Linked DNA regions of Mus musculus: region 2 is linked to region 1. A link is a loop called in an ENCODE intact Hi-C map of the cell type or tissue named here. Cell type or tissue: left cerebral cortex. All regions are shown on one strand. Links, peaks and the distances in the headings refer to the core of each region. The heading gives the core; the rest is flanking DNA.

Region 1 (2,824 bases), core at 73-2,572:
TTCCCTCTAATTTTATTGATTGCTGTAGTTGATTTAAAAACCCCATAGTTTACATTTTTAGGGATGCTGTATATCACTTTCAGTGAATCCTGCATGAATCCATCGCATATTGCCATTATATCCCAAAGAACTTTGCTAATATTAAAGAATAATATTCACTTCTATTATGAAAAACACCCAGTAATTGTGGCCTAAGATTAGTGTTGATCATATTTTGAATATAATAAAAATTTGAGAGAAAACAGGGGGTGAGGTAATCACTTCTTAAAAGTGAGAGAATTGAGCTGGGATCCCAGATCACTGAGAGGCCAAGACGGAGATCAACATTCAGGGAGAGCTTGGGCAACTTGGATTCTGTCCCCCAAAGTAAAAAACCGCTAAAGATGTAGCTCAGCTGATGCGTACTTGACCAACCTGTGTGAAGTTCAGTTCCTAGCACTGCCACAAAGAAAACGGGATGGCAACATAAACCAAGAGTCATTCCACACCCTCCCAGGGGAATCAGCTGAATGAAAAGCTGAATAAGCCACAAGTTATATCACTGTAAAACACCTTTAGTTCACAATTTCTTCTATGTCAAATAAGAACAATTTATAGAGGCTTTTTGCCTTTCCTAAATGTATTTGTATACCTGGCTTGAGGCTCTAGAAGAAATTCCAGGTGTGCAAAATAAATTTAAGCTGCACACCTAATGTCTTGTGCATAACAAAACAGCTCTTATGTGCCATTTTATCACCTTCTGATTTGAATTTAAGATAACAATAAACAATAGCAAGAGATAATTCCTGTATCCTGAAGAACAGCCGTGATGGATCGTGTACACAATCCAGTCGTTAAAGTAATTTACCGAGACCTAAAATTAGAATAATGAATCCACTGCTTTTCCCAAGCCCTAGAAGCAGTGAGTCATCCCAGAACCATGTGGGCCCTCCTCCAGCTTCCCCTATCCAGTGGCTTCTATCTGACAGACAATGCCATCCTCATGTACCCATCTGTGCCTGTGACCTAGAACAGTGGAGTGTGGGCATTCTTTGGTCCTGAAGCGAGGCGTGAGATCTGCCATTGCGCAGGGAAGATGCTGTGGGAGGACCACAGTAACAGAGGTTGTCATTGCTGCCTACGCCATGCCATTGGGAGGAAATGTTTCGCTTTGTTTCTCAATATGTTCCCACACTATGGTATCCGATAAGGACAAAAATAGGTCCCAACTGTCAGCCAGTGAGCACCATGGCATGGAATTACAAGCAAGAATGGTGCCTTGTACTGTGCGAAGTCACAGGTCTTTCCTTGGTTGCTCATTTTGAAGACCTTCGAGATTTGTTTGTTTTCCTTTTATGCCAAAGAAGTATATTTGGTGCTGTGAGCTTAGTGTGACCCTAGTTAGCTCCTCACAAGCTTTATGCTTACATTTAAAAATATACACAGATGATACTAGGGCATTTCTGAGTGTCAGAAATCACCATCATCAAAAATGGTAATCAAAATATCAATTTTTAAGCTAAAGACATCCTAATTCTGAAAGGTGGCTTTGTATATCATTTCAGTGGTAGTCAAAGGAATGCAAGGTTTGATTCTATTCTGCTCAGGGGTCACTTGCCACAAAAAAACTCATGTAAAATATGACAGTAGAGTCTGATAGGAATACTGACAAGAGTTCAGGTCTTAGGCTGTGATGTACTTACTGCACTGTGATAACGATGCCGATGCCAATAGCTGCGAGGATGATGGCAGAGACAAAGATAGTGACAGCTACTACTGCAATCTTGGATAGGTCCTTGTCATCCTCGCTGTGAGTCTTCATGGATTTTTCTCCACACCGTTCACCAAAGTAATCTTGATGACAACTGCAACATCATATTTCATAAATACAGGTGTTGATAAGGTTTTCTGCATCTCAAACATACTACCTAATGATACGGTCACTTAAGTGAACATAGAGAGGTCACGCCATTGTCTATTCTGCAAAGTCGTGAAACATAGAATACATTCTAGCTAAAGGCCTTTAAGAACAAGTTGTGATTAGTTTGGGTGTGGGTGGGATATTCCCAGAAGACACTGTGACTCATGCTTCTTGTTCTTTTAGGACCAAGCGATGACTTTGACTCCTGGTGTCACAGCTAATACATTCCTCTATCATTTAGTTTAGTTTTAGTGCGTTGAGAGGGTTTGGGGACATTAGAACAACATGAAAAGTTGTGTGATAAATACTTTAAGTTTTTTTTAAGGCTTAAAATATATGTACAGGCACATATATATATACATTGCATACATATAATATTTATAATAAAATGATACTGTGCACCAGTAGCCATAAAGCTATTTGTTACAGCCTTTAAGCTAAGAATCTTTTTTCTAGATTTACATGCTTATATTTTAATTGCCTGTACAAACATAATGTTGGCTCATGAAATCCTTGGTTTACACACTGGAAAAGTGAATAGTTTCTATTGATGGGGATTTCAGGTGTTGTGTAGGAAACAAACCTACTTGCATGTCACCACCTCCAGGTTCTCGATGTATCTGCATTCGCCATGAATGCAAAAGTTCTGAAACTTGGCAGTGCATGGATTCTTTTTCTTCTTATTCCTTCTGCCTTTTCCATTTTTGCCTCCCTTTTTCTTCCTTTTGGGTTTTTCTGTAGACTTTTCTCCTTCTGTCTTGTTTTTCTTGGGCTTAATCACCTGTTCAACTGGAGAGAAAGGAAGTTTGACAAAGTAAGATTAGATTTACGACTGCCCACGTTCTCTTTTCGTCTTCAAAATGATTTGGGTTACGTGAGACCCAGAAATCACAGCACTGAGAGCTACTTTGGCCTCATTAATTA
Region 2 (2,824 bases), core at 275-2,774, 82 kb after region 1:
CGTTATTTAATTGAAAGAAAAAAAAAAAGATATGCAGTATATGCTGATCACAACAATTTCCTTCCTGTAAATCCTCCCAGATCCTCCAAATCTCCCCACCCACTCAACTCCAGGCCCCTTCTTTCTTTCTCTCTTTAGAAAACAAATTTATCTCAAAAACAATTCAAACCAAACAAATCTTGTTTTAAAGTATCACAAGATTTCTTAATCACAACAAAAATATGTCTCTACTGCCTTCTTTATTGGCTTCTATATTTTTGGTTTTTCTTTCCCTCCTATGTACTATCACTCTGTATTTATATTACTGAAACCTCAAAATAGTTAAAATATGCTAAGACTGTCTCCTTTAGAAGTCTTGATTTTGCAGCTTTGTCTTTTTTTGTTGTTGTTTTCCAGAGCTGAGGACCAAACCCAGGGCCTTGTGCTTGCTAGGCAAGTGCTCTACCACTGAGCTAAATCCCCAACCCCAATTTTGCATGTTTGTGTGACTTTTCTTCCAACTTTGAAATCCACATAATTCATTATTTATTGATTTCTATAGGAAAGCTTGCATGGCACATGGACAAGAATGACAAATTCTTAGCTTCCTACATCTGCTATAGACTTACAACTAAATAATTACATCAGCTTGGGAAGTATGTCTCATATAGAGGGTCAGATTTGTCAAAAATAGATAAATAAATTGAATGAATGAATGATTAAATAGATAAATAAATAAAATATAAAAGAAGTGCCAGAACTTTGTCTATCATTTTAAAAATGTTCATTAACTATCAGCTATTATTTATATTAATGCTGATTTTAAAGCTGTTTTTCTGGGCTGTGGGATAGCTCAGTGATAGAGCACTTGTTTTGTATATAGAAGGTCCAGAATTTAAGCTCTGTGAGCTATTTACACAGCACTCTAATTTTCTTTAATATTCTTTATTGGTGTCTGGATATTCTGCTGTCTCTAGTTGGGTGTCTAATATATAGAAAGCAGTTGATGCATAGTTGTTGGATGAATTTATGCATTGCCAAAGCTGAATTCCAAACTACAAATTATAGGAAGAGACGGAAATTACATTTGGACAAGGCTGTCCTATATCAGGTGGTGATCAGACATGAGAACGTTAATAATTATTGCAGTCGTGATTCCTAATGCATTAGCCATAAGGTCATTATCTCAACTAGCTCCTGGACCAGTTTTGTTAGACACTTGGGATGCAAATTTAGATCCAATAGAAGAGAAGAGTGACCCATTAACCAATCCTCTTAACACTACTTCTCAACATCCATCAGCACTGCCCAGAAATGTTTCTCAAAACATGGTGCTACTGAAGACTCCATAGCATTCCAAAGAATGTTTAGATCCATGGTCATAGGCTAGATGAATCATTCTGAAAAAGTGCTGTGCAGCCAGAGATGAGAAAAAATATTGACACTCTTTCCACTGGTCATTCAGCAATTAGAAGCTGAGAGCATATGTAATTCACAGAAAAAATTCCAATCCCATTTGATGTCTGTAACATGAAAATATGAGATGATATTGAAACCTGAAGTAAGCCCTATGAAGTCAGTAGGTTCCCATCCCCCCTCAACAAACTACTGTCTGGATCCTACAGATTTGCTATAAAATTTGTATTTCACTTAGTGAAATCTTAAAATGTATTTAAAATGTATTTTAAGATTTCATTTAAGCCTTCCTTGAATCACGTGTTACTTGGAAATGTGCTCATTGCAAAGTATTTGAGGATTGCCCAGTTATCTTTTTGTTGTTAATTTCAAGATTAATCTGATGTCCATTTTAAGTACTCCAAAGTCATAATAGATTGTGATCACTCTCCCCACCTAGATTTTGTTTTGATGAATATTTCAAACACATGTCTGCAGTTAACAGATATATTTTGTAAATGTCAATTAGATCACTTTGAGTGATAGTGCTCTTAAGGTACTAATGTCAGTGAACTCTCAGAAATACACATAGATGTGTCTGTATATTTCCCTGATCTCTAAATTTATTGGCTAATAACAAATGCACAAGGTAGTTCTGTTGGGAGCAATTTGGTGAATTATATATAGTGGTGATTTCCCTTGATAATGGGAATTAAGGCAAAACTGTCTATCAAATGGCTGTTGATAAATGCAGTTATTTTATTCTAATCTTAACTACCAATGTTAACTCTCATCTTAAATTACACCTCACATGTGTGTGTGTGTCCCTTTTACGACTGCTTTCATTGTATCGCATAGGTTTTGATAGCTCTGATTTCATTTTCATTTGATTTAAGAAATTGTTTCGACAAGCCCCTTCCGCTCCACCCAAGCCCCGGGCTACCTTGCCAGCAGAGTCTCGCCCAACACCCGCAAGGGCCCACACGGGACTCCCCACGGGATCCTAAGACCTCTGGTGAGTGGAACACAGCGCCTGCCCCAATCCAATCTCGCGGAACCTGAGACTGCGGTACATAGGGAAGCAGGCTACCGGGGCCTGATCTGGGGCACAAGCCCCTTCCGCTCTACCCGAGCCCCGGGCTACCTTGCCAGCAGAGTCTCGCCCAACACCCGCAAGGGCCCACACGGGACTCCCCACGGGATCCTAAGACCTCTGGTGAGTGGAACACAGCGTCTGCCCCAATCCAATCGCGCGGAACCTGAGACTGTGGTACATAGGGAAGCAGGCTACCCGGGCCTGATCTGGGGCACAAGCCCCTTCCGCTCCACTCGAGCCCCGGGATACCTTGCCAGCGGAGTCGCCTGACACCAGCAAGGGCCCACACAGGATTCCACACGGGATCCTAAGACCTCTAGTGAGTGGAACAAAACTTCTACCAGGAGTCTGGTT

The links. Peaks named below come from ENCODE experiments on the same cell type or tissue, not always from the same donor. Only the 100,000 strongest peaks of a DNase experiment are listed, where the experiment ranks them.
Region 2: it touches region 1 in a loop (4-fold over the local background); 1 of 42 quality-filtered maps calls a loop at or near these places.

Annotation. Positions count from the first base shown.
Region 1 is chr5:91,143,354-91,146,177 of GRCm38, reverse strand. Areg (amphiregulin) reads right to left here. Exons shown (of 6, transcript NM_009704.4): 3 at 2,488-2,689; 4 at 1,683-1,844. Among named protein-coding and RNA genes, the nearest start is that of Areg, 5.2 kb to the right of the region's middle. In left cerebral cortex, for the core only: no CTCF peak of the experiment used is centred there; a DNase peak (open chromatin) is centred at 1,024.
Region 2 is chr5:91,061,368-91,064,191 of GRCm38, reverse strand. All of the region lies in intron 2 of Gm19610 (a long non-coding RNA gene), which reads left to right. Among named protein-coding and RNA genes, the nearest start is that of Ereg, 12 kb to the left of the region's middle. In left cerebral cortex, for the core only: no CTCF peak of the experiment used is centred there; no DNase peak of the experiment used is centred there.